2 separate regions of the Mus musculus genome follow, and region 2 is linked to region 1. Evidence: chromatin contacts called from ENCODE Hi-C or POLR2A ChIA-PET data. All regions are on one chromosome and are shown on one strand. The core of a region is the stretch at or near the end of the contact, and the rest is flanking DNA. Distances in the headings are between cores, read along the strand shown.

Region 1 (5,796 bases), core at 559-3,058:
AGGGAGGGGGACTGGAGGCACGAAGGCTCTGAAGTGAGAGCGTGCTTGGAGTGGAGCTAGTCTTTGAGATCTCTGTGATAAAATGCCTGACAGAAACAACTTAAGAAGTCAGCTTCGCTTGTGGTTTCAGAGGATCGCAGTTCACGGGGCAGGGAAAGTGAAGAGAAGAGGCTTCACCTATGGAGGTAGGAGCGCAATTGGCACACCACAGAGGCAGGGCAGAAGTCAGCGATTCTCATTCCTAGCGCTCTCCTTCCACCATCCTGCTTCCAAAAGAAAGGCCCCTCAGTCTTTAAAATAGTGCCACCTGAGGGGACCAAGCATTGAGAACACGAGACTATGGGGAGCTCAGAAAATGAGACTAAGTATTTCAGAGTCCTAATATTTGGTGCATTCAGAGTGATAAGATTAGCACAAGGTAGAAGGAACTGAGCAAGTCAGAGGGAGAATTCACACAGAATGTCCTAAGCCACCAAAGGATTCTGGGAAAGGACAGAGAGCTATTGCAGGGGTGGGGTGGGGTGGGGGCGGGGAATGGATATCATCTGACCTGTTTTGTGTTTTTAGGGGTTTCTGGGTTGCTACATTGATACAAACTGTCAGGTGAAGGCTGAAAAATGGAGACCAGATCAGAGACCTCTACAGCTGTACAAGTAGCAGGACACATGTCTCTGTACTCCAATGGCAGGGGTACAGGCAGTGATGTGTGTGTGTGTGTGTGTGTGTGTGTGTGTGTGTGTGTGTGTGTGTATACACATATATATGTGATTTATTGATGTATTTATTTAATGTGTGAAAGTACACCCACATGTCAGAAGAGGGTTGTGAGCCACCATGTGGTTGCTGGGAATTGAGCTCAGGACCTCAGAAAGAGCAGCCAGTGCTCTTAACCTCTGAGCCATCTCTCCGGCCCAGGAGGAATATATTTTGAATAAATTTGGAAAGTCAAGGAACACATGGTTTTCTAAAGGTTTGTGTTGTAAGACTAGGAAGTCAAAGATCTCCTGTAGTAAAAATTACTTCATTCATTAATTCATTTTATTTGTACTTAATTTATTCGTATCTTTTATCTTGTCTCATGAATAGGCATAGGGTCTTATGAACCTCAGACTGAGCTCTAAGTGGCCCTGTGACAGGAATTTTAGGATGCCAGGCATGTGTAACCACATTTGACTTAAGCAGTGCTGGAGATTAAACCTAAGATTGTGCATGGTCGGCAAACACGCTACCAATCAAACTACAGCCTTGGTTGATTCATCGTGCAAAGCCTTAGGTATATTGATAAACTCGATTCTGGTGACACAGGGACAGTAAATATTCACCTGAGTGTCAGGACAGCCAGAGCCATATGCTGGGTTACAATTCAGAGAAGTACTACTACTACACTGGACCCTTAGCAAATATGAAAGTGTATTTAGGTTACAGAGGTCCGTGGGGGTGAAATGCAAGGGACATGGAGTAGAAATACAGTCCAGGGAGGAGAGTGGGGACATCAGTCTGTTTCTATTGCTGCGAATTCCCCAAAAACTAAGATTCTTGTGTGTTTGTTTGTTTGTTTGTTTGTTTGTTTGTTTGATTTCCTTTTTGTGGACGGTGTGGTTAAGGTCAGGAATGCATAACCATGAAGTGTGAGGTCTCCCGCTAGGAAAGGTTTGGGGGTGCCTTTGAGGGCTAGGATGGTGTTGCTTTTCAAGGTGACATCGTTGCTGGGATTAGAAACCCCGCCTGTGGTGAGTTGCGACTCCTGGAAATTATCTGAGTAGTGATGAGTGGGGTTGGGAGAGGGATGTGCGGCGCAGCTAAAGGAGAGATGGGAAGGAATGCTGCCAAAGGTCCCGGAACAGATCGGACATTCCTATCTTCCCCCGTCATCGTTGCAGGAGCATCCAATGGCAGCCACTCCCGAGGCCGAAACCACAAAATAAAGAAACCACCCCAAACCAAATAACACAGTAGGCAACGTGAGGGAAATAGTGTAGTCCCATCCACGAGTGTCACAGATTCTCTTCCGCTGATGAGAAACCGTCGTGTGGCGCCTTGGATTTGGTTCCAGACGTGGCGTTCCTCGGAGGCGGCTTCCATTCTTCCGCGCCGACTTCCCCTAAGAGAAAGGAAGTAGCTTTCTTTTTGTTGAGAGGTCTTGAGTAAGTTGGGTCCAGGCGAATCTGTTTGAAGAAGTTTTATTCTGGAGAAATTAACGGGCAGCCATGCACAAGAAAAGAGACAAATTGTTCTTTTGCTTCCAAATAAATGGTTGTTTTTGTGACACTGCCTGAATTTAAATGGTCTTCAGTTTGACTGTGAAATTAACACCTCTTTGAGGTTAATGGTGGGGGTGGGGTGTCATTCACACCTCTTCCAAAGCTATTGTTTGTCTGGAATGCAGAGGGAGCAGCAGCAGGCAGGCCCCTTCCCTAACCTCCTCTCCGGCATTGACCAAAGCTGCCTTCTGGTCCCTAGAGCTCTCGCAGAGGCTCTGCCTCATCTCTAGTGTTTGAGTTCCACACAAGAGGTGTCTGTGCCCTGTGCTCACAAAGCCAGGAGCGGAGAGCCTAGCTTGACGTCCTGGCTAGTGGCTAAGTGCCTCTGGGAAATCTTCAGACTCTAGACCCATCCAAGTTGGATTTGAGGTCTTGTTATTGTTGTTTCTTAACTTTTGCTTTTTTTATTGACACGTTATTTCTTTGTACATGGTGTTGGGCTTCATAAGCCATGACTTTAAAATCATGTGTTTTAATTGATTCACTAGAGTCCCTCCCATTCGCTCCCCATCTCCCCATCCTCCTGTCTCCTTCCTATGTTTACCTTATTCCAGTCTGTTTTCATGTCCTGGGACAGACAGACAGACAGACACACATATACACACAGAGTCTCACACTTGTAGCACAGGCTGGCTTTGAACTCACACTTCTCAGCCTCTGGAGTTCTGGGATTACAGATGTGGATTGTTACACATGGCCTTATCCTGTGATTTTTTTTTTTTCCCAAGATTCCTTCCTTGACTAAAACTCTAGGAGTTTACAGACCCTAGAATCGATGCTTTCAACCTGGAGAGCCTTAAGCCCCACGTCCTGGTGCACTTCCTGTGAGGTAAGGTTAGGTCAGGCCATGAAACAATGGTAAACAAATGGTCTCTATGAGCAGTAGACTTGTAAAGTAACATTTTCTTCTGAGGGAAGTTCTGTGGAGTTGAACGTCATCAGCTGCAAAGGGGCCTACAGCATGCAGTGGGCTCTGTTTGTGTGTCACAGCACCCACCTTTGAAAGCTGATAGAGACTCACAGTAAGCAGAGGTTCAAGCTGTCACCAAGTGAATGCCCCTGTCCTTTGAAGACTCAAGAAAGGGCTATCAAGGCTACCATAGGGAGAGAAAGAAAGGGGGTAATATGCTGACGGCGCATTTTGTTGTAAAGATGATAGTATATGTTTATAACATAAAACTGATAGTTTATTTTTTCTCTGCTATCAGTGAAATAAACCAATTCAAACCAGATTAGATTAGATTAAAGGCGGGTTTATTGAGAAACTGCTCTCTGAGTTCACTGGCCTAAAGAATTGAAGCCAGAAGAGTCGCCATAGTTAGGGGGAGAGAAAGAGAGAAAGGGCCGGCTCTCAGAGAGAGAAGGAGAAGATGAGACCAAAATGTATCGATTATATAGGGAGGAGCCTCTGGGGGAAGGGCAGCCTAGTCCCTGGGCTGGGAAGTTCAGAGTTGGGATCTGGGGTATGCTGGGAAGGGACAGAGGAATGCTGGGAGACCCTGAAGGCCAGGTCTGCTATGATATGTAAAATGTGCACCTCAGTCCCTCGTCCTGGGGTCTTAAACCAAGCAAAAACTTAAGAAAGATATCAGACAACGAGAAGAAAATTAAGTAATCTATAAGATGCACATTTGAGCCGGGCGTGGTGGCACACACCTTTAGTTCCAGCACTCGGAAGGCAGAGGCAAGTGAATTTCTGAGTTCGAGGCCAGCCTGGTCTACAAAGTGAGTTCCAGGACAGCCAGGGCTACACAGAGAAACCCTGTCTCGAAGAAAAGAAAAAAACGCACATTTGACTTCCAAGGACTTGATTGCTCCTGTTCAGATATTTTTCCAGGAATATACTTTTTTGAAGAAAACATTCTGGGCCTGAGAGATGACTCAGCAGATACTGGCGCTTGTTGAGTCAGCTTGAAGGCCTCAGTTCCATCCTCAGAGCCTTGCAGAGGTGGAAGGACAGCGGGAGTCCGCTAGGCAGCGCTCTAACCTCTGCACTCAGGTCGAGGTACTTAAGCCTCCCCAGCATGCCCCCCCATCTCTCCCTCTCTCTCTCTCTCTCTCTATCTCTCTCTTGTACACTCACACACCCCACATGACCTTAGCAAATGCAACCAATCATAAAAATCAAGAAGTCATAGCCTTCAGACAATCTTTTATCCATTTCCTTCATCTACACACACACACACACACACACACACACGCACACCATAAATAAAAATCTACCCTGGATTTATAAATTCTTATTACACAACTTTGAGCGATTCTCATCTTTCTCCCTTTTGGTTTTAGATGTTTTTTTTTGCTTGTTTTTGTTTGTTCTTGAAACAGCCTGGTGTAATCCAGGTTAGGTTCTTTTTTCTTTTAAACAAAATTATTATTTATTTTATGTGAATGAGTATTTTGCCTGCATGTATGACTGCGCACCACATTCATGCCTGTGAAGGCCAGAAGAGGGTGTCAGAGCTCTTGGAACTGGAATTACAGGTGGTTAGAATCCATGGTGTGGCTGCTAGGGATTGGACTTGAGTCCTTTGGCAAAACAGTCAGCTTGCTTAACCTCTGAGCCATCTCTCCAGCCCCCGGGTCAGTCTCAAACTCAGACTCACTAGAAGTCGAGGCTAACCTTGAACTCCTGACCTTCCAAGCCTGCCAAGTTCTGGGTACATAGGTACAAGGCAACATTTCTGGCTTCTACATATCTACTGATAGAAACTTACCTGCAGTTAGTACCTTGTTACTTCATGTTGTGGACACATTTAATTTACTTATAACAAATTCCTTTGTGTCACTGTTGACAAGATGGGAGTGTCCCTCTTAGGTTGTTGGCACATGTTACAGGCCATTCCTTAAAGTCCACACTAATGTCATCTCTCCAACCCCAGGTGACTGACAGGTGAAACTTGGAGGGCTCCTGTGGCATTTCAAGCACAGAAAGTCTTTGAAAATACATCAAGGGTTTAAGAAGTGAAGTTGGTTGGTTGACTAATGCCTCACAAACTGCCTCAAAAATCTCAACGGTGACATTTATAAAGAGTAAATTTGGTGTTCTTATGATCTCTGGTAAAGAAGTGGGTGTCAATCAAATAGAAAGGGCTTTCCCTCTGGGGAGCCAAAAAACCACCTTTGACACATAACAGACTTCAGTTAGAAAGCTTAAAGCAACAATAAATTTGGCTTAATTAAATTACAGACAGATTTTTAAATAAGTAAATGTTACATCCTAGAACTTATTTATGTTACATTTTTGAGATAAGGTATCATCAGTGTGCGGTTCAGATGACCTTGAAGGACCTTCCTGGAGTCTCTTACGTGCTGGTGGATCATGCCCAATTTGAAATTCTTTGTTTTGTTTCGTTCTATGAGATTTCATTGACTAGGCCAATAGAGCTCCTGACTCTCTTCCCTCGGCTTGCCAAATGGCTGAGGGTAGTTACAGATGTATTCTTTTAAACCCCAGCTTTGAAAAATCTCATTTCTAACTCATGGAGCAAAAAGAGCTAGAAGCAGCCTAAATGTCCATCATTAGGGGAAAGAT
Region 2 (6,367 bases), core at 2,231-4,730, 89 kb after region 1:
AACAAAGAGAGGGCCATAGATAAATAGTAAAAGGACCAACTTGCCACAAAAAACCCATTGACATTTTTCCAGAGTCCAGGCAAAGTGCTGGTGACCCGTTAATGTTGGAATGTTTTCCTAGGGTTAAAAGGAGAGCATGCAGCAAGCCTGTTCAGAATTTACAAAGTGTTTGAATAACATGGACCATGTTTTGATAACACATTTTTAGTGAGGGTGAAAATAATAGAATTTATTGGGGCATTTATATGGGCCCCCTTGGTTGTCTGGGGGATGGGGAGTGGATGGGCTCTAACCTATATATCATTGCACTGATCTATAATTCTCCTTTGAAATTTATTTATGCCACGTGCACGTGCGCGCGCGCGCGCGTGTGTGTGTGTGTGTGTGTGAGTGAGTGTGTGTGTATGTTACACATGATATTGCTGTGGTCCCCAAAGCCTCTTAGTTTTACTTTTAACAAATTCAAGCATTGCTATGGGTTACCTATAAGAAGAAAAGACAAGAGACCACAGGCCAAGATGGTATCATCACCAAGATGTGATCTGGTGGTACAAAGTTGGTATTGTTTGGAACAAGTGCAAGGTCTTTAATATGCTCACACCTAGACTTGGCCTTGGCTTCCTTCAGCTTCCAGAGGTTCCTGCTTGCCCCATCTCAGGCTGCAAAGAGCTATTTGAATTAACCCAGCCACAGCTGGGGTCTGGTACTGCCAGGGATCTCCTCCCCACTGTTGATGTTTTTGTTCAATGTATCACTGTCCGTTAAGCCACGGAAAACCAGGCACCTTTCAATAAATGTCTCGCTTGGATTTCATGAAGCTTGGGGTGTAATTGAAATCAAACAGCATACAGCATGGAAGGTCCTGCTGTTTGTGCACCCAGGCTACAGGAGGTGCTGCCTGACATGTGCCCTCGCTTTGTTTTCTCTTCTTACTTCTGGAAAAGAGGTCTTGGATTTTAAAGTGTGCCTGAGACACCAGAAAACATTGATTTTTATCTCTCTTTCTCTATAAGTATTAATGAGCCAGGAAAAAAAAAAAAAGCCCATCCCAAGTAGAAAATCATAGATTTGTCCTCCACCGTGTTCCAGAACTTGGGACTAATGTAGTCCAGAAGTATCAGTAATAAAATGTAAGTTAATTAACATAAAATATTTGATTTTTTTGTCTCTATGAAGCTAGGAAAAATATGTTTAGTTGAAACGGTGCTTTTCACCATTTTAAAGGGAAAGTCTTCACGATCTGACAGTTACACTAATGCGTCCTAACAACACTAATGTTAACCCTAATAAACTTCCCATATCTCAAAAATCCCAGGTCCCAAAAGACTTTCCTAGCGCTCTTGTTTTTGATTCTTTTTGGATTTATCTTTATTTCTGTAAAATGTGTCAGAAATCGGATGAAAGTGTATTTACTGAGGTGGGGTTCCAGGAATCCGTTCAAATTCTAGTTACACAGATTGAATTACACCGAGTTAATAATTTGATGGCACTAGAAACGAACCTATGCGCCTTCCTTCATGAGCTTGCTCTAGGGGTAGGATAGAATGAACCCGATTCTGATGTGGTTAGGGAGACAGCTGGTCTGAGTTACTTGCGCCAGAGTGGGTCTGAACGGTGCCCGTTGCCTGTGTGGCACTGTGCCACGCCAGCGTTTCCCCGGTCTCTTCAAAGTATTTTGAAGGGACCTTACTTCTGGCTGTGTTATAATACAAAACTGACATATAACTTCAGTCACCCCATCTGCAGATAACGTGAGATTCAGTCTCACACCTACATCTCCCTCAGACATCCTGCAGCTCAGGGCCAGGCTAACGAAGACTCCAGGTTGAGTCCCCAGCGCAGTGAGGCCCTTTTCTTGGAACTCGCATCCCCCTTGTGGAATCCTCACGTTCAATATCTCGCACCCTTTGAGGGGAATAAAAATTAATCCCAAAGGCTTCGCTGCATCAAAACAAAACAAAAACATGCGGGACGGAGCCCGAGACCAAATCGGAGCTGGGATCTCTGGACTGATCGCGCAGGATGTCAGCCCGAGTTCTCTGAGCCAAAATTGACAAGGTTGTTGTTCCAAAACACTTGAAAAGCTTTGCGAGCGCCCAAGACCCACTACGCTATTCTATCAAAACCCCACACAGCATCCAAGTCCATGAAGGATCGCTCCACTCCCTAACACGGGCGTGCCCACGTTCGTGATTCGCGGGGTTTGGACCCAGGTTGGAAAGCTTCGCGCGGATCTGCTGCTGGCGTCTGAGCGCTTAGCAGATCCCGCGGCCACCTCATCTGTTCTCGGCAAAAGTTTCCCGTGTGATCGCATTGGGTTGGGGGAAGCAGAGTCCCTACATCTCGACCGGAAAATGCGCTCCTGGAGCGACTACTGCAGGCGTCCGTAATTGCTTATTAGAGGAGAATGTACAGGCTTCTCATCGTCAACGAAACGTGTTCCCCCTTCTGTAATAATAAAACAATAAAATATGACGGCCCCGTCCTTGACTGTTTGCGGAAACGCAGGGGGGAAAAACAGGCAGCTGGAGCAAAGGAGCTTAATTCAATATCAAACTGATTATTTCACTAATTATTCTGCCTTCTGTATTGTGCCGCAGAGAGGCGCAGGGAATCTTAACTGCACAGCTGCTAGGGAACCTTTGTGTCTTAGTGTCAGTCCCCACCAAAGATGTTGGCGAAAGCGGGGGCTGGGGGAGGTAGGAAACATCCAGTGTTTAGAAAAAACCGAGCAGAGGGAATTCTGAGTAATGAAAGTGACGGCCTCGGGGAAGCCGGTGTTTTAGCGCGGTTGTAATACTGAGTGTTTGGTTCGTCCGGTCAGGCTCATGTTGGGTCTTCAGAAGCCCACTTCAGAAGCTAGAAGCTGGAGTCTCTGATTCAGACGCGGAATCCTTTTGCCATCTCTGGAATCCCAAAAACTGAACGCGAGGTTTCTCTCCACCAAGTCTTTACGCTAAAAGATGGGACAGGACAAAAAGCGGTTCCTGTGTGCTGAAGGCCAGGAAGTCAGAAGGAGGGTGTGCGCAGAGACTTCGGGTCGCTCTCCAGCCCTCCCCTAGATTTGCACCCCCGGGGACCTGAGCCTTCCTGCGAGCAGGGAGCTTGTAAAGACGCCTTCACGGGCCTCTGGGACCTGCCAAACTAGACCCGAACTCAGGAATGATTCCTATGCCGTGGGTAGACCATGTTCGCAGACTTCAAACCCGTTTCTCCGGCGCCATAGAGCCACCGGGTACACCAGGATTGATTCTCAGTGGGATATAGTTCTCCCAAAGACGCTTAAAGAAACACCAAACCAGCAATAACAGCCAAATAAGCTAAGAGAAAATGAAACTCGCAGGCGACCCGATCCAATTAATAAATACTTAATTGAATTAGTGTCACCTCTAACAGCCAATAGCAAAGTCCCCTAGCCATGGGGCTGCGAAGCCCCTCCCTGGCCGCACATATATAAGCAGCCAACCACCGCTCACAAGTTTCCAAGCGGTCAAGTATGCCTAGAGTTTAGCAGAGCCAGCCGAGAGGAAATGGCTGGTTGCTAAATGGGAACTCAGAGCTAAGTCCTCTTCTTCCTTAGTGTGAGTGTAGGGGTCCTGAGAGGTTAGACAAGGAGGGAAGGAAGAAAAGAAGGAAGGAAGGAAGGAAGGAAGGAAGGAAGGAAGGAAGGAAGGAAGGAAGGAAGGAGAGAGACACCTACAACCCGGGGTTTGTTTTCTTGCGGAAGGAAAGGGGCACCTACAATCCCGAGTTTGTTCCCTTGAGGGAAGGACGCTAAATTGGGCGCGCGCTGAAGCCGCCCCGCAGGTCCGCAGGTGGGTAGCCTAGGCGAGGGAGGAAGGGGACATTACCTTCCCCTCGGAAGAGGGCGCTGGCTCCCCCAACTGGCCTTTATAACCAGGCCGCGGGAGGCGAGGAGGCAGCCGGTTGCCGTCTGCGATTCGCTAAAGCATGCAGTTGGGAGAGCAGCTCCTGGTGAGCTCGGTGAACCTGCCCGGCGCGCACTTCTACTCGCTGGAGAGTGCTCGCGGAGGAGGAGGAGGAGGAGGCGGAGGAGGAGGGGGAGGCGGAGGGAGCGTCAGCCTCCTCCCCGGTGCTGCCCCCTCGCCCCAGAGGCTGGACTTAGACAAAGCGTCCAAGAAGTTTCCGGGCAGTCTCCCGTGCCAGGCGGGGAGCGCAGAACCCGCAGGCGCCGGCGCGGGGGCCCCCGCGGCCATGCTCAGTGACGCGGACGCTGGGGACACCTTCGGGAGCACCTCGGCGGTGGCCAAGCCCGGGCCCCCGGACGGCCGCAAGGGCTCCCCGTGCGCGGAGGAGGAGCTGCCCTCCGCCGCCACCGCCGCGGCCACCGCGCGCTACTCCATGGACAGCCTGAGCTCCGAGCGCTACTACCTCCCGTCGCCGGGACCGCAGGGCTCCGAGCTCGCCGCGCCCTGCTCGCTCTTCCAGTACCCGGCGGCGGCCGGAGCAGCCCACGGACCCGTGTACCCCGCGTCCAATGGCGCGCGCTACCCCTACGGCTCCATGCTGCCCCCCGGTGGATTCCCCGCCGCCGTGTGCCCGCCCGCGAGGGCGCAGTTCGGCCCCGCTGCGGGTTCGGGGAGCGGCGCTGGTAGCAGCGGCGGTGGTGCCGGCGGTCCTGGCGCCTATCCCTACGGCCAGGGTTCTCCGCTCTACGGGCCATACGCCGGAACCTCAGCGGCCGGGTCTTGTGGAGGATTGGGGGGCCTAGGGGTGCCTGGCTCCGGCTTCCGCGCCCACGTCTACCTGTGCAACCGGCCCCTATGGCTCAAATTCCACCGGCACCAAACTGAGATGATCATCACCAAACAGGGCAGGTGAGTGCAGGGTGGAGGGACCCCAGGCGCCTGGTTGTCCGCACACTGCGGGCTCTGCTTAGGGTGTTTAAGTGGTACATCATATCTCCAAAGTCGTGTCCCTTACTTCCTAAGGCACACCTGTAGCTTGGGCTCCGAGCCCACGTTACTCTCCTCTCTAGTCACCTTCACCGGGATTGACTGGGAGGAGGAGGAGGCGGAGATGGAAATTTGGGAATGAACCCTTGAGGGCAGATCTACGTGACCCGCTGGCTCCTGGGTTTGCAGCAGGCGATTTGTGGGCTGCATAGCGAAAGAGGGCTAGCTGGAGCTGGCTGCGGCCTGCGCACAAGTGTTTGAAAAGAAGCTTTTTAAAGCTCCTTGGTTTGGTGGGGCTCTTCTGTAAGAAGAGCAGAAAGAAGTCGGTTTGAGCTGGTGACTAGGTAGACAGTTTTTGGAGCCAGATGTTTGGGGGAGGGGGCTCTGCTTGCGGGGAAGGGACCAGAAAGTTCAGGCACACCTTCAAATTGTCATCAGCTACTTCTTGAGGAAGTGAGGAGTGGATATTGGGAGACAGGGACCCAAAGAGGGCTCGTTGAGAGAGAGAGAGAGAGAGAGAGAGAGAGAGAGTGCAAGAAGGCGCGCTCCGGCCTAATGTTCTCAGTCACCTATGTCTTTAAAAATAATTTTAGACATTTCAGAAAGAAACCTAGTAGATACCTGAAAATAGATGGATGTCTCAGAAAAGAAGCACGCGAATTAGGGAAAATACTGATTTGGAGGCTGTTCCAAATAAATATGTCAATTTAAAACCATTTTCTTAGTTTCAGGCCGTAGTAGCCATTTTTGTTTGTTTGCTGTTTATTGCAGACCCCCCATGTGTCCGGGAGGGACCAGAGCCGCTACTTAAATAATTTCCTCTGGTTCTGTTCTTTGCACAGGCGCATGTTTCCTTTCTTGAGCTTCAACATAAACGGACTCAACCCCACCGCCCACTACAATGTTTTCGTGGAAGTGGTTCTGGCCGACCCTAACCACTGGCGCTTCCAGGGGGGCAAGTGGGTGACCTGCGGCAAAGCGGACAATAACATGCAGGGTGAGGAGAGAGGGGGCCTGGACCGGGAAGAGGTCGGAGCCTCAGTGTTGGACCGGCCACATTTAAATCAAGCATGTCACCCCAACCTGGGGCATGGGGATGTTAGCATGTGCTGCCTTCTGCTGCTGGGGAGAAATTTACTCCGTCCTTTTTCTTGTTTCTCATTATATATCAAACCTTGACCTTGACCCTATGAGGGCTATGTTTGAGAAATGAATAGCCAAGTGAAGTTCTGGGTTTGGGGAAAGTTCCTGGTAAATGATCCTGGCATTTTAGAATTCTCTTGAGAAAGCCCAGGCCACCTTTAACTTAATCTATAAAAGTTAAGGACTCGATGAGGCACTTCCCCTCCAGCTTAAGGTCTCAGACCAACAATCAAGAACCATCCTCTCTCCTCTCAACTCTGTTTTTTAAGTTTGGAGAGGCTGGTGATTGGAATACCATGATTAAGGAA

Evidence for each region. Hi-C counts contacts between places; a loop is a spot of excess contacts on that map. ChIA-PET counts read pairs that join two places held with the same protein, here RNA polymerase II (POLR2A).
Region 2: POLR2A ChIA-PET joins it to region 1 with 19 read pairs in embryonic stem cell. The contact joins the promoter of Eomes here to the enhancer-like site in region 1. A Hi-C loop is called at or near these places in 5 of 37 maps with a recorded cell type or tissue (mouse embryonic stem cell and mouse trophoblast stem cell). POLR2A ChIA-PET finds 5 or more read pairs at or near these places in 3 of 5 experiments (all embryonic stem cell).

The regions. Positions count from the first base shown.
Region 1 is chr9:118,387,728-118,393,523 of GRCm38, forward strand. No RefSeq gene overlaps it. Among named protein-coding and RNA genes, the nearest start is that of 4933432G23Rik, 39 kb to the right of the region's middle. Within about 2 kb of position 1,809, at least 1 of the 3 ENCODE cell types and tissues checked has a DNase peak (open chromatin) inside an H3K27ac peak, as active enhancers do.
Region 2 is chr9:118,474,709-118,481,075 of GRCm38, forward strand. Eomes (eomesodermin) reads left to right here and starts at 3,481. Exons shown (of 6, transcript NM_010136.3): 1 at 3,481-4,838; 2 at 5,759-5,913. The coding sequence starts at 3,952. Gm33408 (a long non-coding RNA gene) reads right to left here and starts at 3,940. Exons shown (of 5, transcript XR_871338.1): 1 at 3,852-3,940.